Regions from separate parts of the Mus musculus genome. Here region 1 is linked to region 2. A link is a loop called in an ENCODE intact Hi-C map of the cell type or tissue named here. Cell type or tissue: gastrocnemius. All regions are shown on one strand. Links, peaks and the distances in the headings refer to the core of each region. The heading gives the core; the rest is flanking DNA. Region 1 holds the start of Ppp4r3b (protein phosphatase 4 regulatory subunit 3B). Region 2 holds the start of Prorsd1 (prolyl-tRNA synthetase domain containing 1).

Region 1 (10,810 bases), core at 950-8,949, 340 kb before region 2:
GAAAGAAAGTGCTTGCTTTTATAAGGATTCATGAGCTGCATCTACAAGGTCTGAGGGTCCAAAAGTCTACAATCCCAAAATCACTAAGGGGCTCTCAACCACATTTTAAGGCTTCGGTTTTCCCAACAAAAGCCTTGGTTACATAGCCAAGACTAGCCTGAGCATTCAGATATCTTTAAAATATAAAATGGAGCTCCACGTACCTCAAGTCCTATATCTACCCTTAAAATTGCAAGAAATAAGCTCAAGTCTATCACTTGGGACCTAGATTTAGTCTCTGAAATATCCTAAATACCTCAATTTCAGTCTCTAGTTATTTCCTCCATATTTTTTAGGTGCCTGAAATTTTGCACAGGCAACATGGTTATTGTCAGCAAAAAGAGGCCACATTGTGTCAGACACTAAAACCATTCCGCAAAAACAATCTTACTGCTTGTTTTCTTGCCTTAGTATACAACCTGTGATGGCCATTCATGGTTGTCAGCTTGACTAAATCTGGAATTAACTAAAACCCAAGCAATTGGATAGGTTCCTGTGCTGCTTTGAATGAAAATGGCCCCCATAGGCTAACAGGAAGTGGCACTATTTGAAAATAGTAGGACTTGTGCCCTTGTTGGAATATGTATGGCCTTGGGGTTAGGCTTTGGAGTTTCAAAAGCCCAACCTAGGCCCAGTGGCACATTCTCTCTCCCTGCTGCCTGTGAATCAAGATGTAGAACACTCAGCTACCTTTCCAGCACCATGTATACTTGTGTGCTGCCAGGCTTCTGCCATGTTGATAATAGACTGAACTTCTAAGCTGTAAGCCAGCCCCAATGAATGTTTTCCCCAATTATTGTTGTGGTGTTCGTGTTTCTTCACAGCAATAAAACTCCAACTAAGACAGTAACCTGGGTACACAGGGATTTTTTTTTCCTTAATGAAATTATTTGAAGTGGGAAGATCACCTTTAATTTGGGCCACACCTTGCCTGGCAGCTTATGTAAAGGACATGGAAGAAGGAAGTTTGCTCTCTTTACTTGTTCCTACTCTTGATCTCACTGGCAAGTCCATTCCTTCACTGGAGCCTACTTCTTCAGATTCTGCCATATACTGAAGACCAACAGAGTCATAGAGACATACAGCCTCATAGACTAAATTACTAGATTCTTGGACCTTCCATTCATAGAGAGCCATTGGACTAGCTAGACCATAGGCTGTAAGCCTTTCTATAAATACACACACACACACACACACACACACACACACACACACACACACACAATCATTCTCAGAGAAGGTCATCAGAGAACTGAAAGTGGTAACAATATACATACATACATACATATTATATACATGAATTCTACCAAACTCATATGGCTTAAGGGAGGGTTTTTTGTTTTTTGTTTTCTGCATTTTTTTTCCTCCTGCAAAAATACCTGTGTCAGGTAGGAGAAAGGGTTCTAATGTGCTTGCCGCCAAGACTGACAACCTGACTTTGACTTCTAGGACTGACTTCTACACTATGTTGTAGCACAGCCCCTCCCTTCACCAAATGAATAAATCTCATTTTTTAAAAGCTTCTATGGCAGTGATGAGATGTTTCAGCAGTTAAAGAATTCTGGTGGAGAACCCATCTGGCTATTCACAACTATAACTCTGGTTCTAGAGCATCCAAAACCTTCTGGTAACCACACACATACAAAAACACACGCAATAAAAATCTTTTTTAAAAATGTGTGGCATTTGTATTGTAATATAACTATATAAAGTATTATAGTAATATAATCCAAAAATGATACAAATTATTCTGCAGGACCTTATAGGTTATAAGCAAAACATATGCCATTTTATATGAAAGACTTCATCATACAGATATTGGGATGGATTTGAGTCCTGGAAACAGTCATTTAAATCATCAAAAGACAACTACAGTATATTTACACACACATTTGCACATGCTAAACTATTTCTAAAACAAAATACAGCATAAAACCTAGTGGAAAGAAAACAATGTTCAAAAATTACTTAACATTTTTAGATGATGATAGCAGCATTAAATCAAATGTACAAATGTATAGGACACACACCAAGGAACTGCCCCCAGTCTAACCTCACACACAGTGAGAATGAGAGGGGATCTAGTGGGGAGTGATATAGTCACTGTTTTCTGGAGAATAGCGGGAAGCGGGAGCTGAAGAGACTTACCTTGCATTGCAGAAGTTCTTTGCCATTTTAATTTTTTCACATATAAAGGTATTACTTGTAAAGATCAAGGACATCAGGGGCTCATTTGGGCTACAACCTTTTGGAGTTGTAGTTTCCTTGTAAAAGACTCTGGGGGAAGGTATGGCTATGGCACAGTGATGCTTCCAGACTACAGCATAAGCTGGATGGACCCTGACCAAAACATTCTACAGAGAATGCTCTGGGCACCTGAAATTTCTGTCCTAAAGGCTGAGTGGGCTTCCAGGATCTATCCAGTGCTCTTGCCAACGTTCTTTTCTCCTTTAGAGTGGGCAATGAAAAGGATGCTTAGACAAATCCTTGGGTGTCCTCTAACATTGGGCTAAAACACTGACTCTGGAAAGCTTTCTATGGCCTTCCCCAAACAAGTCATATTTTCCCTGGTTCAAAGTACATTTTGTCCATATCAGTCACAGATTATCAGGGACTTATGTATAGTGATTCACGTCCTTTTATCATAGGCAGAATCCTGTTACATACCATAGGCTGCAATTTCCATATGCAGTCGTTACAGGCAAATGACAGCAGACCAGGCTAATTTTCTTGGTCCCTCATACATTTAAAGAATCGCAATGATAGTTCAAATTTTGAAATCCTTTTCAATCAAGCGACTATGTACATAAGACACCCTTTTAAACATGAGTTGCCGCCTAACCTCGTCAAATCATAAGCACACTTTGACAAGCATGGTGATGACTACAACTCCCGAAATACACCGCGGGATCAACATGTGCACCTGCCCCGTGTTCACCTTTCAGGTTAGAGCCAAGAGTTGAGGGACCATATAAGAGAACGGAGAGGCGGCAGAACTACGCTGGGAGCGGATGCCTTCGGGCGAGCGTCACGCTCTGAGCGACGTTAACTTCACGCTGGAAACCGTTCTTGCGGCACATGAAGCTGAGAGCTCCCCGAGGATTGTGAGGCTGTACGCCTGTGCTTGCCTCGTCGCTGCCGCCGGTCTCTCTGAACCTTTTAATGGTCCGTGGTACCCGGCTAACGGAAGAACGCTTCGGCGGGAAATAGGAACTGTCAACGCGTTTGTGGAACATTAGATCGCCCACTGCTCATCGTGGCCATGGAACACCTTCCCGGCAGAAGCCTCGCAGATTCTATAACGGATTTTAGTGGGTGAAGGCTCGACCTCCCATCGTCTTCACGAATGACTCGAACACCCTCACCCCGTCTCAGTCCTTTTCGGGCTGTCAGCCTGAGTCCCTACACTTGGCTTCACTCTAGTCCTGTGCACGCATTCGGACTTCTCAGCCTGGCTCTGTTCTGCTGAGAGCAAGTCCAGAGTTGACAACCCGCCACATGACCAACATCAGCCCTACAAATCCCGAAGAACAACTCGGCAACTCCATCGCCAAGGCAACCTTCTACACACGCTTCCTCCCGGCGCAGGTAGAAAAGCTCGCGGGACTTCCCCGCCCAACTGAGATTCCCGAATCAGGAAGCGGGGCCGAAAGAGGAGGAAGTCCCTCCTTGGCCGGCTCACCTCGGCGGCGCACTCCTCGCGAGATCGCCGAGGTCTGACTCTCCGGAAGTGTGTTCGGAGGTAAAGGTACTGTGCGTTGGGCTCGTCGGCCGCCGTAGCCCCTGCTAGGGCAGCCCGTACGAACCTGCTGGAAGAGGAAGAGAAAGGCAGAGAGTCGGGTTACAAGATGGCGGATCTGTAGTAGTAACCGCGGCGGGCGGCGGCAGCGGGAGAGCGAGCGAGCTCCGGGACGCAAAAGGAAGGGAGAGTGGTTGTGCGCCGCGGTGAAGGGAGGGGTAGCGGAGACCACGAGCGGAGGGCTCTCGGTGGCTCTGGTCACCCCTTCTCGCGGCTAAACCTTTAGAGCCATGGTAAACTCGGGCCTCTCCAGAGTCGCTGCCACCACCGCCGCTGCCGCCACTACCGGCTCTCAAGAGTGAGGGATACCGGCGAGGTGAGCGAGGAGGTGGCGGCTGGAACGGTGGGGCCAGAAGCCACCATGTCGGATACACGGAGGCGAGTGAAGGTCTATACCCTTAACGAAGACCGGCAATGGGACGACCGAGGCACCGGGCACGTCTCCTCCACTTACGTAGAGGAGCTCAAGGGGATGTCGCTGCTGGTTCGTGCCGAGTCCGACGGTAAGGGTATTGGAACGGTGGGGTAGGGGATAGTGCATCGGTTGCGGCACAACCTGAGGGTTAAGCGCTGCGCTCCGGTACTGTATTCTGACTAGCACCACTAGGGACAGCGCATTGGTCTTGAGCCTGCCCTTCTTTACGATAAAAACAAACTGCTGGGCCTGGATTTACTCTCTGTCAGACGTGAACTCGCAGTTCTCCGCCTCCATCCCTATTGAGGATTTGACTCCTTCTCCCCCCCCCCCCACCCCCCCATCCCAACCCGGTAGTTGAGGTTTAGAATGTATGAGTGGGAAGTCAGTAGAAGACCAGGTAGGAATATCGCCCATGAGATGACCCCCGACTCCCGAGCCGCTTTAGGTACAGTCCTGTCGGTTGTACCTATGTAGCATAAAAGGTTTAGAGAAACTCTGCCTTAAAAACAAGTTTCAGTTGTTCCAATCGCCAGGTGCTGGGGAAAACTAAAACGGACTTTCTCTTGGAGTTACTACAGACTGTTGCCACGAAACACACAAGCACGTACATATTTATTGATTGATCCCTCCAAGGCTGCCGTTGTAGGGAGTGAAAAAGTGGGTTCCACAATCTCGGCAAGTTAGAAAACTAAAGCGGACTGTGAAGTTGTATTTGTTGATTGCAGAATTCATAGAAACCATTTTAATATTAAAAACTGACAGCCATAATAAAAAAGCTACTACTTATATATACTCAAGAGCTGCCCAACTGGAACAGCTAATGCATTCAAGAAATAAAAGAATAGCAATCTTAGATCATTTTGGGCAAATGTTGTACTAGTGCAGAGTCCCTCATTAGGAGTTAAGAGGCATTTATTTCTACATTATGAAGAGGAGGGTTTGTCAAAGGAAAAGGATAAATATCATTTGTATGGTAAGTCTCTCTGGGGTCCTTGTAATTTGTTTTGTTAGACAGGAAATTCAGTGAAACAGCTTTTGTTAAAGTTTAGTCTTCAAATGGTCAATTAGACCTTAAAGGTTTTAGTTACCTCATAGTCTGAATATTGATTTCACATTTCCTTCCTTCTGAGGACATATGGAGGTAGGATGAAACAGTCTAAGTTAACCATGTAGTCTTTATTTAGAAAATATGAATTAAAATACATTTGTAGCTTCAGATGTTCATCTGGTGAGAAGACATGAAATGCTTACTAGATGTGTGCTACTGAAGGTTTTATAATTTCAGACTTTTTTTTTTTTTACTCTTTCAGGATCGCTACTCTTAGAGTCAAAGATAAATCCAAACACTGCATATCAGAAACAGCAGGCAAGTAGTTGTTTATCTTTAATTTGAAAACTTCATCTGTGATCCAGGATGTATTATTTATGTGACAAAGATGGGAATATTTTCCAGACAAGAAAAAAAGTTTGGTAACTAAAATTAGGAACCATATATATTTTCCTTCAGTTTGAGAGTTTCAGACTGAAAAGCAGTTTTTATATTGGTGATTTAATGTTGGTTTTTAATTGAGCCACTGTTTGTATTGCAATACAATGTATTCTTTGATCTTTAAAGTAAGCCAGGTCTGTTCTATATGCACTAAACCTTTTGTTCTAAGTCACATTTGAAAGAAATGGCTTAAAAGAAAATTCAGAGTGTTCACTTACTACCATTAAGAAATAATTCAAAGAGATGTTTTTAAAGCAAGGAGAGCCTGTTTGTGGTATGAAGTTAAATCCTTTGACCAAGGAGAAGAATTTTTTAAGTAGTATTTAAGTCTGCTTCTAATTGTATGCATATTTTAAAATAATAAATGGGTACTTAATAAATATACACATCGGTAATTATGCAGCATTTTCTGTTAATATTTATTGTCACTTTGGGAAAGGAAATCTGTTTTAGTATTTCTAATTAGTTAACATGACGTCATCTGTGGATGTTTTCATTTTTATTATGAAATACTAACAATATTAAATAGTTTAGAGAATAATATAGTGGACTCCATTATATAATAACACCATCAGATTTAACAATATTAACATAATATATTTTTTCAACCTTTTGTAATGTTTAACATGGATAGAGGTAAAATCTCCTTTGTATCTACCTCATTTTGTCTATTCTCTATTCTCCCTATGGTAACCCTATTATGAAATTGCTCTGTATTCTGTATATATGCTTTTTATACCCTTCTTGCATATGTATATAGTCATAAATGATATGTAGTCTTTGTGTTTTTAAACTTTTTACAATATACTATTGATAACATACTTTACATGTATTCTAAAATTTGTGTTTTCACACTTCTTTGAAGATTTATTTGTGTTAACATAGGGAGTTTTTTAAAATACTGTATTATAATTTTAATATATATAACTGTGAGTCCTTTGATTTTTGTGTGGGTGTAGTGTGATGTGTTTTGTAAATAAAGTCACTATGACAGGCTTTGGAAAGGAAAGACATTTTAGGTTTGTATTTATAGCATCAGGTCTATCTTTTTTTCAAAGTCTATGAGAATTTGGATTCTATAAACACTTCACAGAAGAGATAAAATTACATCTTTTGTAAAGCTTATTAATGGTAAAAATATTAATGTAAATTGTTGATGCATGCAATACATTCTTAGTTCTTCAATATATTTTAGTATTCAACTGGTGAGTTTTTTTTTTTTTTTTCTTGGAAAATTTTTATATGTGTCTATCTTTTTGGTGAAGAATTCAATTAAAACATTTGCCTTAAACTTTTGAGTGTTTCTCTGTATCTCAGATATATTTAAGGACATTTAAATAAATTTAATTTCTAATTCAACTAGGCAGTTAGGTACTCTGTGTTTGTGTTGACTTGGGAGTCTTTGCTTGTTGTGAAGAAATAATATTTTGACATTTTTATCTCCTACCTCTGAATATAAATGATGATGAAGACATTTGTAAGTGTGGATGCATATTCATGAGCAATTAGCTACACATTTAGTTAAAATAACTTTTCTCGATGTGTTGTGATATTTTAGCTACTATTCCTATTGAAAAGACCATATGGTACAGAGGCTTATTTGTAAAACAGTACTCCAACACTTTAAAGATATACAGTGGTTCTTCAAATACTTAAAAATTTTAAAGCATACTTTCATGTATAATGATACTTTCTAAAAAACTAGTTCGAAGCCAGGCAGTGGGTGTGCACCCCTTTAATCCCAGGACTCAGGAGTCAGAGGTTAGGTGGATCTCTGAGTTCCAGGATAGGCAAGGCTATATTGAGAAACCCTGTCTCAGAGAGAGAGAGGGAGAGGGGAAGGAAGATGAACTAGTTCTGGATAAATTTGGTGTGTGTGTATATATATATATATATATACCACACACATACATACATATACATATATATACACACACATAAACACACACAAACACTAAGTGTACAAAACATTGGAAAAATATATTTTAAAGATTTATGGCATCTGAAAATGTTTTCTGCAACTGGTCACATCTAAGTTAAAGTTCAGGGCTACATATCTTTATAGATTACACATACATGAGGGGAATAGGGAAAAGCATGCTGTGAATACTGTCTAGAGTCACCTCTTTTATTTACTTGACGTTTACTTAAATTGAGAGGACCTTTCTAGTGGAAGTCAGAGCCATTTAAAGTTTTAAGTTTAATTTCTTTGTAATATATAGGGTTTTTTTTTTCCTATTTTAACCAAAGTCGTGTTCAATTTGCAGTTTTTACTAAGTCACACAAGTTAGAATTCTTGAATACAACATTATTTTTATGTTTATTAGAATTATCACATCAGCATTTGTCAACATTTGAGATTTTAGATCATGCTAGAAAGTTATTTCCAAAATTAAAAGAAGTATATCATTAATAGATGGATTTTTAAATTAAAATGTGAGTGGATGGCTTATTTATAGAATACTTTACTAAATTAAAATATGTTGAATAGATTGAGAGTAATAGTCACAGTTTCAGTCCTAAAATGACTGCTAAATTGTCTGCTCAGAATAGATGGGTTTTTCTCTCCCAAAATATATTAGAATAAGTGCAATTAAGTATCAAGTAACTGAATTGTCGAAGGTTATCAGTAATTTACTGTACTTCCCCCCCATGTCTAGTTCTGGAAAGGGTGAGAGATGGGAAGGAAGTATACGTTCTCAGTACATTTAAGTATTTAAGGAAACACATTGGGAAGAAAAGAAAATGATTATCCAGTACAGCGTGAAACAGTGTCTGATACATGGTTAAGTAACTTAAAGTCAGTCCTACCATTTTTGAGTAAATCAAAAGTCAAAATCATAGGGGTAGAGAGAACTTAGCCTATTTAACATAGTTATGTTTTCCTGGGTTTAAAAGATAAGTCCTCACTTCAGTGAAACAATAGTAGAATGATAAGATAGCTAGTGAAAATTGTTTCAATAAGCCTAGATCTTACTGAAAGTGCATGAAAGTATTTCCTGTGGAGGCAGCTGAGGTCCAGAAAGGGTATGAATGAAAATGCAAAGCAGGAATATTTCAACACAAAATATTATAAACAGAAAACTTGTCTTCCACAGGTGTGGGCAGTAGAAAATTAGAGATAGGAGAAAGCACCAAACAAAAGTGTGCCATTATAAATTCTTGTTGGAGACCCAAAATGATGAAAATGATACTGCCTTTAAGCAAACCAGTATGATAATATCATGAATACTAGATGAGAGGAACATGGAGGAACAAAAGTGGGAAACTCTTGTAATAATTGTGATAGACTTGAAGAAATGTAACTCTGATATGTTTTCAAGAAGTTGCTAGAGGACATGGTAAATGATAAAACATCAAAGAAGAAATCAGAGGCTGCTGTCCTGTTTGTATTATTACTACTAGTAGTACTGTTACTATGACTGTAACTATTGCTATTACTGTCTAGTGTTTGGGGCCAAGAAAGTAATAGTTCTTTCCAGAAAGTGCATGAAGTTGAGTAGGCTTACATTGAGCTTTTGGTTTGAGGCTTGATTATCAAAATAAAGCTTTTTTTTTTTTTTTTTTAATGTGCATGTGTTGGCATGGGTAATTCAAAAGTATTTATTGAAGTCTCTCCTACCTCTAGTCCATGTGGTTTGTATTACTAACAGTCACCCTTATTACCATTTTCTTTGTTTTTATTATTTTTGGTTGGCTGGGTTTTTTGAAACAGGGTCTCACAATTTAGCTGTGGCAATCCTGGAACTTACTATGTAGACTAAGCTGTCCTCAAACTCACAAAGATGGGCCTGTCTCTGCCTCCTAAGTGATACAGTTAAAAGTGTGGGCCAGTGTGCACATCACCTTTCTGTTTTCTTACAGGTCATCATCTCACACTAAGTATGTAGACTCACGCTCCATTTCTTTTTTTTTTTTGGATTTATTTATTTTTATTTTATGTAAATACACTGTAGCTGTCTTCAGACACTCCAGAAGAGGGAGTCAGATCTCATTATGGATGGTTGTGAGCCACCATGTGGTTGCTGGGATTTGAACTTCGGACCTTTGGAAGAGCAGTCAGGTGCTCTTACCCACTGAGCCATCTCACCAGCCCTCACTCTCCATTTCTTAAGCACACATAATAAATAGCATTCCATATGCTATTCTGAGTCTTCCCCGCCCCCATGTTTGTTTGTTTGTTTGTTTTATTTAAGCTTGAAAGTGGGTGAAATAAATGAAGTCTTAACATTAAACATCTAGAGCTGGTGGTAAGGTTTGATTTGGAAAGTAGATCCTCATTTAAGAAACATAAAATGAACTTTTAGCTTCAGCACACCCCCTTAGTAGACAGAGTAAGAACAAAACTTAGACAGCATTGTAGAACTGTCCACATTTATTCATTGGACCAGTAGGATGTTGTTTATGGACTGATCTGAGTCTTCTTTAGGGTTGTTTGTTTTTTTTAATTAAGTTTGAAATTTTTTGAAGACATAACTTATTCTGGGCTTTGTTTGTAGTACCAAGGGGGAGGGGGTATCAAATCCAGCACTTTGCACATGCACTCTGCCACTGACCTACCTCCCAATCCTAGAAAGAGTTTTTCAGTTACCTGACAGGGTAGATACCATGATCACAAAGGTGGTTTTCCCAAGATGAGACTTATCCATTGCACTCCAGATGTGCTGACCCTGCAGTTTTCCTAATGTGGTAGTGGGGGACTTAGTTTGCACTTGCCTCTGAAACAAACAAAAAAAGAAAGAAATGATCCAAAATACATAACATCAGTTTGTGGGTGCTGGTGAATGCAATAAATGAAATAATATTTGGGGTTGGGGTCACTCTGTAATGGAAACCGATTAGGCAATCAAATTAGGTAATCATGGGGGTATTAGTATTAGACAGATGGGTTTAAGTGATGTTTTTGTATTTTATGTGTATGGTGTTTTGACTTTATGAATGTCTGGGCACTGTGTGGGCAGCATCCTCAGAAGCCAGGAGAAGGTTTCAGATCTCCTAGATCTGGAGAAGGTGATTGTGAGCTGCCATGTAGGTGTTGGGAATTGAACCCTGGTCCTCCAAAAGA
Region 2 (10,810 bases), core at 1,512-9,511:
TTCTAAATTACTTTTGTACTTTAAGTTACTTTTTATGAAAAAAAGTGAATTGTCTTTCTTTTCAGCTATTTGTCCTGAGATGTATTTTTTTTCTTTGAGTCTTGAATATGAATAGTACAAAAAGAGCCCATTTTATAATTATAAATCTTGATATACAGGTTAAGCTATTTGGACAATGAAAACGCCTTAAATGGAATGCTTAATGGGTAATGTTGCACTTATAACATCCTCTGACAAAATCTGATTTTAAATTGTCTTTTTTATTTCTACTAGTTTTGTTTTCAATGTTTGCCATTGTACTCACAGCTGTTATTAAATACCAAATCAAATAATATAAAAAGCTGTAACATTTCCTTTAAAATTAATGCTAATAAGGGAGGTAGAGTTGAATAACAAAACAACTTTCCTCGGTGGCACCTGATGTCTGTCACAGGAGTCCATGCACGACAAGATACCATTGTTTGAGATGGTTTTTATAGTCACTTTCTTTTTCTTTAATTCTCCTTAAAAGTATTTATGTTGGACTAACTGATATAAAAAGAAATAAAAACAAAAGGTAATTTTTTAACAAATTGTTACAGTCATTTTAAAATTGTATGTTGGCCAAGTGTTACTTTTTCCCTGGAGAACTGTTTTGGGGCTTCATAGACTTTATCCTAATCATTTTGGTCATTAAGATGTTTGGGTAGAGAGTCAGTTCTGTCAATCCTAAAATAAGTTTAAGTATGTTTACTAAGAGAAAGCTTAAATTATAAAGTAGATACAGTGATAATAACAATGGTAGCTAATAATAAAATAGAACTATAACAATAGTTTGTTGTTTCGGGGGTGGTAGGAAGGGGGTACTACTGGAGATTTTACTCAGGGCCTTAAGCGTGGTACGCTGGCACTTTACTTAGCTGTAGTCCCAGCTCCTTTCTCAGTACTTCTTCTTGTGCTCTATGCATTCTTCTTGTGATGTGAGATAAAATAACTAGGTGATGAACTGAGTGCAGTGATAGAGGAAATATATTAAGCTAGTCGATAGGGGTTGTCTGAACACCAGTGCTGAGACACCACATTCACTGCCACAAGTTTGGTAACCACGGGGACTAAGTGACCAACAGGTAGGTAGAATATATGCTATGGATATGCCAGACAGTCATTCAGTGATAACATCTCCTGCTACTGAAACAGGCATGTCGTTTAAAGCTTATGAATTTTGGAATTTCTCATGTAATAATTTTGGTTCATTTAACCACAGGTTACTGGAACTTCGGGAATTAAAACTCCTAAGAATGTGATAGGCTGCAAAAATTGTTGTCTTTGTGGGGCTGGAGTATTGGTTCGGTGGTTCAGCACTGGCTGCTCTTTCAGAGGAGCCAGGTTCCATCTCCAGCACTGTCCATGCTGCAGTTCATGACTGTCTGTAACCTCTAGCTCCAGGGTAGCTAGTGCCTTCTCCTGGCCTCCATGGGCAATGGACACAGGTTACAGATCTACATGTAGGCAAAACAAAAATAAACCCCAAAAAATTCATTCAGTCTTTTATTTTTACTTAGTAACTCGAGGCATCTTACCATATCATTCTTCTGGAGCCTGTTTTCACTATCAACATGATATCCAAGGTCTACAAATTCTGATTCAGGTCCTTCGTTTTATGTTCATAAGAACTTAGAACTACTTGTTTATGTTAGAGATTGAGTGCAGAGCAGGTAAAACAAGCATGGAACCTCTGGGGCAAAGGCAATCATTAGTTTCATTTTGCCTTTCAGTAACACAAGTTGGTACAAATTAGTTTCTCTACTAGATGAAAAGTATTTCTCAAAGCTTGAACAGGAAAATACAGTTCTTTTAGAAATATCCTAGTTAACTGGAATGGAGATAATGGCAAGAGCAATTTCTATATTCTAGCCTATGTCAGATCCTCAATGAATAAAGAGTTGACTAAATTGTTCCTAGATTTAATACTTCAGCTGCCATAATTGAAAGGAAATTATATTAACATTTTCTAAAGGAATATAACCTAGGGTATTTGGAACAATGTCTCTTTTACATGTTGGAGATTCTGAGAACCTAGTAGGTTCAGTGTGCCTGGAGGATTCTTGAAGAGCCTCTGGTCTTCAGGCTGTGTGGGCATGTGTCAATAAAGGATGGTAGTAGCAGCAGTAGGACTCACCAGCAAGAAGCAATGAAGGCACAAAAGCAACACAGCTCTTTCCTGGAACTTCATCCAAGCTGCTGTCAAAATTCTGCCCACTGTGGAGTCTTCCTCATTTAGTCCTGCCTAGAAATGTCCTCACAGATCTGCTCAGGGGAGTATTTTGTTCTGGATCAAATCAAGTTCCCAACCAGGACTCACCATAACAAAGATGAATAAATTTATCATAAAATAGGATAGTAAGTTAGGGTAGAGGACAAAGGGAACTGCCTCTCTGTCATCTGAACCAGTTCTGATGCTATATTTTGCAGCCGAGTTTTAAGATATAAATTTAATACTTTAGTGGAAACAATTTTCTACTTCTAGTTTTTCTACATTGAATTTAATAAGCCAGTTGTAATGGTACCTGACTGTACCATTACATGCAGACAAAATGCTCATACACATAAATATCTTTAAGGTAAATAATAGTCTCCAAATTAAAGACACAAGAAATAAAAACAGCTGTCAGAATGAGTTTATTATGAATATTAACCAAATTGACTTTTGTTTGACATAGCAGCTGACTATTAGATGTTAGCTGGCCTAGAACTCAGAGATCAGCCTGCTCTGCCTAAAGTGCTAGGCAAATAGCATATGCCACCACACCTGGCTCCCAATCTTTTTTTTTTTTTAAGATTTATTTATTTATTTATTTATTGTATAGGAGTATACTGTAGCTATCTTCAGACACACCAGAAGAGGGCATCAGATCCGTTACAGATGGTTGTGAGCCACCATGTGGTTGCTGGGAATTGAACTCAGGATCTCTGCAAGTGCAGTCAGTGCTCTTAACCGCTGAGCCATCTCTCCAGCCCTCCCAATCATTTTTTAATCAAAGTTTAGAATTATGGGATCATGTCCTGTAGCCTTCACAAATATGAGAAAGTCTTCAGGACTTAACCCCATTGTTGCAGCATTAGTCATTGGGTGAAAGTACACTTTCTCATGTCCACCTTCCAGAAAAGCTGAATCCAAGACAAATTTAACATCTCCATCATCGCAGAAGAGTGACAAAGGTGTGGCACAGCCTTGACCAACTTTCAGTTTTTCTAGCATGGCTGTTTCATCAGCAAACCGAAGATTTCCACTCCCAACTCCTAACTGCTTGCCAAGATCATTTAAATTGATTTGTCTATCATGAAGAACTGTGACTAACCAATAGTTTTTCTTCTTTTTGTCTTTAAGAAATAAGTTCTTACTATGTGCTCCTTTCAGATGTTGAATATGAGGCATCATTTCTTCAATTGTAAACACCTGCAAAATATGCAAAAGAAAAAACACTGTAAATTGCACACATACATATCCACGGTTGTACATATTTTTCATGGTGGATGCTCTGAATTTAACTGGTATTCGTTATAAATGTTTTGATAGGGGTTGGGCCTTTTGGTGCTGAGGATAGGACCCAGAGTGCTATGCTTGCTAGGCAGGCACAATATCTCTGAACTAAAAACCTCAGCCTCCAAATACTTTAAAGGCCTGGTACCTGGAGTACTGGTACTTAGAGCTGAGGCCGAGATCAAGAATTCAAGAGTGCAGCAAAATCCTGGTTGGGGTTCAGGGGGAGCCTTAATCATCACAGTTGCAGACCTCAAGACCTCAGTTTTTGTTGGGCCAGTTTTCTATCCCAGTGGCTAACAAAGCCATCAGGTGCCTGAGACGCTTATAACTTTTGAACTTTGGCGTAAAATTTGATGACAGTCCTTAATATTTATCTCCAGAGTCCCAGACATTCACTACAAGGGCATCGATGAAGAACATAAGACCCCAGGTTAGTACATAAAGAACATTTTTTTAATGTTACAAGTACCAGTACTCCAGGGCCTTAAAGTATTTGGAGGCTGGGAATGTACACAGAATGTGACCTTTGTAAAAATGGGAAATAGTAAATATTAAGACAGGTGTTTTCTATCATAAAATGTGTCGTGCAAGCCTTACCAACCCTCATAATAGTTTCCACAAAAATTGTACATCTCCAGTGTAGGTCATGTTAAAATTAAGGTACGTACTTTTGTTTGTGGCACAAGCGGGAGCGGGCCAAAAGAGGAACTGTAGTTTTAAACAGCTCTCAGTGTGAGTGCTGAAATAAATTCGTGTCATCTGCAAGAGAAGTACGTGCTCTTAACCGCGAAAACAATTCTCCAGACTCAGGGGTTATATACTTTTTGTAATTATTTGGGAAATGATCCTTGCCGTGCTGCAGTGGTAACGACTGTCCAAAGAAGTAAAAAACCAAGCCACCTCAATGGCCTGCTGTGCCTTTGGTACCAGATACAGCCTAGGCGATTCTATAGGGTTGCCACTTATGTAGTGCCTTGTTCCTTAGTTATCTACATAACGTATCAGCTATCCAACCGGCTTTTAAGTCACGTCAGTCATCCCAGGACAAGTTTCCTCACGGTTGCCGCAGTTTTAAATAAACTTATAAGCCTCTGCTTGGACCCAATAAACACTCGCCCGAAGACCCTCTGCCTTCCTGGGGCCGCAGTCTCACCTCGGGATGCTCCACGACCTCCGTGCGAATGGCGAGGGCGCCGAGCCTCTGTTCTAACTCAGCCCGCAGCTCCGAGCCTGCCATTTTCCCCTCTACGTGGGCAGGCTTACCGGAAGTGCCACGGCTTCGGGGGCGTGGTGATGGCTGCTTGCTCCGCCCTGGCATGGCTCTGTGGCCTGACCCATCTTTGGGCCGCCGAGAGCGCTTAGCCACACCCCCAACCACCTGAGCCTCCAGTGCCGGGGTCGGAAAGCTCCGGGTTCCATTGCTCGGCCGCGGCAATGTGGCTTCATGCCTCAACAACTGTAGCTTGTGACTTCCGTCTTTCCGTTCTTTTAAATTTTATGTGTTATGGGCGTTAGTTACCGGCTTGCATGGTTGTGCACCACGTGTGAGCAGTGCCTGAGGAGGCTGAAAGAAGGTGTTCAATTTACTAGAACTGGAGTGATGGTGAGTCATGTAGGTGCTAGGAACCGAACTCGGTCCTCTGGAAGACCAGCCATCACTCCCGCATATTATGATATTAGAAAACGGTACTGCGGGTGTGGTGGCGCACTCCTTTAACCCAGCACTTGGGAGGCAGAGGCAGGCGGATTTCTGAGTTCGAGGCCAGCCTGGTCTACAGAGTGAGTTCCAGGACAGCAAGGGCTATACAGAGAAACCCTGTCTCGAAAAAAAAGAAAAAAGAAAAGAAAGGAAGAAAACAGTACTGCGACGAATTACAGTGGTCGTTATGATACTTATGGCCTGGAATTTGCAACCATGGTGGGACCACTTACTTTGAATAAGGTTCAAATTCCACATTAGTATTTCACTTAAACTTTGAAATTAAGGCTCACATGCAACATGAAACACTGATACACTCAGAGATGTTTAATATAAATTAATTGTATTTATTTGGGAGTGAAGATCTGAAAAAGAACCCCTCTTAAGACACAGATGGTATGCTTTTTCTCTCCCTCGGTGACACAAATAGAGCCAGATTAGAACATATTACATGTAGATAAAGGCAGGTTTACTAGGAGGCAGCTTTTGGGCGGGCTCATCAATCTCACATGTGGAAGTCAGTGAAGTCACTCATCTGGTCTTAAGAGGGTTTCACAGAGTTTTGGCAAGGAATGATGCCGTGCTAGCTAGGAGCTGGGATAGTGTCCATACATGGTCAAAAACTGAGCCCCTAAGCAGACACTCTTGGGTGAGTTACCATAAACACACCACATTAGCCAGGAGCTTTCTCTGCCTGTGCAGTAGAAGAAGGAGGGCAGACTGGAAAACAGGGATTTGTTCCAGCCTATGATTTACTCAGTATTGGAAGAAACTACAAAAGAGTAAGTCAGAGTTGTGTTTACAGTTTCACTCTGAACTCAGGATTTCAAAATTTTAAAACTTTTTAGTTTAACCTTTTTTTAAAAATGATTTATTGCCCGGCGGTGGTGGCGTATGCCTTTAATCCCAGCACTTGGGAGGCAGAGGCAGGTGGATTTCTGAGTTCAAGGCCAGCCTGGTCTACAAAGTGAGTTCCAGGACAGCCAGAGCTACACAGAGAAACCCTGTCTCGAAAACAAACAAACATTTTTTTATGTGCATTGGTTTTCTGCCTGCATGTCTGTGCAAGGGTTCCAGATCCTCTGGAACTGGAGTTACAGACACTTGTGAACTGCCCTGTGGGTGCTGGGAATTGAACCCAGGTCCTCTAGAAGAAAATCCAGTGCTCTTAACCACTGAGCCATCTCTCCAGCCCCCTTAACCTTTTTGTTGTTGTTGTTGTTGTTTAATCTTTTTGCCTGTGTGTGTTTGTACCACCTTTGGAGACCAAAAGAGGGTAGGATCCCCTAGAACTGGAATTAAATATGGTCATGAACTACTACCATATGGGTGCAAACCCAGGTCCTCTGGAAGATCAAACAGTGCTCTTAAACATAGAGCCATCTCTCCAGCCCCTTTAAAATCTCTTTTATTTTAAACTCTTTTTTTTTTTTTTTTTGGATATTTTCTTTATTTACATTTCAAATGTTATCCCCTTTCCCGGTTCCCCCACCCACCTCCTATCCTATCCCCCACCCCCTGCTTCTATAAGGGTGTTGCCCCACCCACTCCCACCTCCCCACCCTGGCATTCCCCTATACTAGGGCATCGAGCCTTCACAGGACCAAGGGCCTCTCCCATTGATGCCCAACAAGGCCATCCTCTGCTACATGTGCAGCTGGAGCCATGGGTCCCTCCATGTGTACTCTGGTTGGTGGTCTAGAATCAGCACTGTGATTTTCTTTCTATTCTTTTTTATTGTTTCAGCAATGAATGGTCTTGTGGGCCACAGACTGGTATCTAGCTCATCTTGAACACTGCCACCATCGTGACCACAGGAGCCCTCCCTATTTCTGCATTCATTTTTTCATTGTTTTGAATGTCAACGTGTTCATTAAACAATTGAAGCCTCATACAGAGACAATTTTGTATCCTGTTTTTTTTTAACTGATGAACATTTTCCTATTGCTAACCTATTTCCTACTTTAATAAATATTTTATGTAGCTGGATAATAATCATTTGTTTATTGGTTGCAGAGAATGGAACCAGTAGTCTCAAGCATTTTACCAACTGAGTTCCCCACCCTCAATCACAATTTTTAGCCACTTCCATATTGGAATACCAATCTTCATATTCTAAATAGTTTATGAAAATAACTACTCTAAATTTATCAGCAATGAGTAAATTAACCTAGTGCCCACCAACACTTCTCTCTGTATGTGTGTGAAGGCAACTTGTGGGAATCTGTTCTTCCTTTTAACTGATGAGGTTCCAGAATCAAGCTCAGAGCACAAGGCTTGACTGCAAGTGCCTTTACCCACTGAGCCATCTTGCTTACCCAAACTTTAATTACATTCTTGACAGGATTTTTAGGAGACAACTTTTGGTCAAATGCATATTGTTTAATATGGATTTTCTGGGTGTGTGTGGGTGTGTTTGAAAAAATTAACAAAGGCTTAACATTTTGGTTTGGTTTGAGGACGGCATTTTGTTTTGGTTTGGTTTGAGACAGTGTTTCACTATAGCCCAAACGGGCCTGGAACTCCCAGAGATCTGTGTAATTCAGCCCCCAAGCGCTGGGACTAAAGATACGTGTCCACCATGCCTACCGCTTTAATGGTCTTTGAGCTGTTCATTTTTCTAGTTAGCAAATACCATGACAGTTTTCTCATGATTATTATTCCCCTCCTCCCATTTTGAGCTAATTTTGTTCATATTTTTGGTTCATATTAGACCAATGGTTCTCAGCCTTCCTAATGCTGCAACACTTAATACAGTTCCTCATGTTGTAGTGACCTCCAACCATAAAATTAATTTCATCGCCGGGCGGAGGTGGCACACGTCTTTAATCCCAGCACTCGGGAGGCAGAGGCAGGTGGATTTCTGAGTTTGAGGCCAGCCTGGTCTACAGAGTGAGTTCCAGGACAGCCAGGGCTATACAGAGAAACCCTGTCTCGAAAAACCAAAAACATAAAAAATTAAAATAATAAATTAATTAATTTCAGGCTGGTGAGATGGCTCAGTGGTTAAGAGCAATGACTGCTCTTCCAAAGGCCCTGAGTTCAAATCCCAGCAACCACATGGTGGCTCACAACCATCCGTAACCAAATCTGATGCTGTTTTCTGGAGTGTCTGAAGACAGCTATAGTGTACAGTGTATAAATAAACATTTTTCGAAAAAATAATTAATTTCATTACTACTTTATAACTGTAATTTTTCTAGTTATGAGTCATGGTGTAAATATTTTGGGAAATATAGTTTGTCAGAGGTGTTTTAACCTACAGGTTGAAAACTACTAATTTAAATAAAAATCTAATCGAAATATAAGAGAGAAAAAAAAGTAAGAGAGGAGCGGCTCCTGGCTTTGTTTACTTTCCTCCCTCCTTCCTCTCACTTTTTTCTCTTATTTTTAGATTGATTTTTATCTACAGAAATTTCTCATGTAGCCAAATGTGATTTTTTTTTAAGTTCTCCTGGTCTAAGTTTAGAAATTTAACCTCCAGCAATAAACATCTGTTTTATTTTCTGAGCATGATGGCACATACCTATGATCCTAGCACTTAGGAGGCAGAGGTAGATATAGGTCTGTGAGTTAGAGGCCAGCCTACACAGAATTCCAGGCTAGCCATGACAACAGCGTGAGAGCCTGTCTCAAAACTTAAAAAACAATTAAGGATATTTGTGTTAGTTAGGGTTTCACTGCTGTGAAGAGATGCCATGACTAAGGCAACTCTCATCATCAAGGTGGGAGCATGGCAGCATCTAGGCAGGCATGGTGCTGGAGAAGCTGAGAGTTCTACAACTTGTTCTGAAGATAAACAGAAGACTGGCTTCCAGACAGTTAGGAAAAAGGTCTCTCAAAGCATCCTTACAATGACACACTTCCTCCAACAAGGCCATACCTCCTAATAGTGCAATTCCCTGGGCCAAGCATCTTCAAACCACCACAATGTTTAATTCAGAACTGGAATGATGGCTCATTGGTTAAGAGAGTACTTGCTGTACTTGCAGAGGACCTGCATTCCTAACCCATATATGGCAGCAAAGTGATAGTCTTAGTATTGATAATCACAAAATAAACCAAAATATTGATCAACTCTGAAAAACACTGAAGATTCTCCAACTCCTGCAGGATCAATTATTCCTACAAATTCAATCCCATATGTAAACATAAAGTACATCTATTGTATTGATACATAACTTTTCATTCTTCATTAATAAAATATGTGCATATCAAAGTATTAAAATTTATTATCAGTAAGTATTGATTTGTATACCTGTTTTATGTTGATTTGTATACCTGTCATATTGAAATCTCTTGGGTGAAAAGGAGTCACAAATGCAAAATGCTTAAACTGTGGTCAATCTGGCCATCCATCAGCTATGTAATCTCAGAGTGCCTCCCTCAACACATCTATCCATCAGTTTAGTTTCTGAAATCCTTTACCCTGCCTGAACTACTACTTTAATCATTTAGTCTATAATAATGACTTCTTAACTTTATTCTATCTGTAATTGGATGCCAAGTATTTTGTATCAGAGTTTTACCACCAAAGGTTTATATTATGAAATAGAACTAACTTAAACTGTGTGTGTTGAAATAACTACATCATCATCCAAACATTATCATTATACCTCAACACACATTTGTGTGAGAACTGCACTTAGTACAAAGAAACACTGTACTTAAGGCTCTTTGTCTTCAAGTCAAATTCAATATGAACTTTACAATGAAGTAAACATGAAGTAGTTGAACTGAAAAGTATCTAGCATGAACTTGAGGAAATATTTGCCCAGGCATGATTATCTGAAAAGTAAAAGCTAAGAAATTGTTTTTAAAGGGGGAAAAAAAAAAGACTAAGTTTGTAGCATTTCCACAAGATGACGTTAAGGGAGACTTGGTAATGTAACTGTAAGGACATTTTGTGGAAAATGGCAGTAAGGACAGTTTGTGGAAATGAGCACTGAAGGGGTTCAAGAATCAAAGGACCCTATTGTCTGTTTTTGGTAAAAGAAAAACTACAGGTCTAGCCCTACCTGCCAAAGGAAATCAAAGGCACGAAAAGGTGTGATGTTTATAGACACCCAGAGAATAGACTTCGTTGTTTGTATTAGGTGAAAGGTCTTAATCCTGAGTACAAAATGAAATAAAGGGCAGTTCTGAGAAAGGTAGGTTGAAAACTGTCCTAACGCAGACAGCAAGTCAGACAGAACTAGTTTTCAATGCTTGCTGTTATCTATTTCTTTTCAGATGTTTTTCAGTGTACTCTGGTAAGTAAGTTGTGTGCACGTAAAATGTATTTTTTCTGCTCTCAAAATCTTAAAAGCTGGCTGGCTGGCTGGCATATGTGTGCATGCACATGCACACGCGCGCGCACACACAGAGAGAGACTGAAATAATAAGTATGGATTAAAGAACATGTGTCTAGTTATACTATCAGAATTTTTTGGGAACCCTGACTGGGAAGTAATTAGGGGAAGATGATGTCATAAAGTTTGCCATGGGTCTAGCTGAGGGGAAGGTATAAAAGGCAGTGTGTCCTGTGGCATTATCAATGGATGTCTAGTAGAAGGGCTAGTGAGTGGAGACAGAGCTAAAACTAGGCA

Evidence for each region. A loop is a pair of places that touch in the nucleus more often than their neighbours do. Peaks named below come from ENCODE experiments on the same cell type or tissue, not always from the same donor. Only the 100,000 strongest peaks of a DNase experiment are listed, where the experiment ranks them.
Region 1: a loop joins it to region 2, with 4 times the contacts of the local background. A loop is called at or near these places in 2 of 42 quality-filtered maps.

Annotation. Positions count from the first base shown.
Region 1 is chr11:29,169,107-29,179,916 of GRCm38, forward strand. Ppp4r3b (protein phosphatase 4 regulatory subunit 3B) reads left to right here and starts at 3,870. Exons shown (of 16, transcript NM_134034.3): 1 at 3,870-4,341; 2 at 5,567-5,622. The coding sequence starts at 4,200. It also overlaps the pseudogene Gm51940. In gastrocnemius, for the core only: a CTCF peak has its summit at 4,439; DNase peaks (open chromatin) are centred at 3,093, 3,761 and 4,299; H3K4me3 peaks cover 3,872 bases; H3K27ac peaks cover 3,042 bases.
Region 2 is chr11:29,510,241-29,521,050 of GRCm38, forward strand. It overlaps Prorsd1 (prolyl-tRNA synthetase domain containing 1), which reads right to left and starts at 4,793. Exons shown (of 2, transcript NM_026465.3): 1 at 4,677-4,793; 2 at 1,517-3,436. The coding sequence starts at 4,760. The coding sequence ends at 3,011. It also overlaps a transcript of Ccdc88a not described here. In gastrocnemius, for the core only: no CTCF peak of the experiment used is centred there; a DNase peak (open chromatin) is centred at 4,838; H3K4me3 peaks cover 1,834 bases; H3K27ac peaks cover 1,286 bases.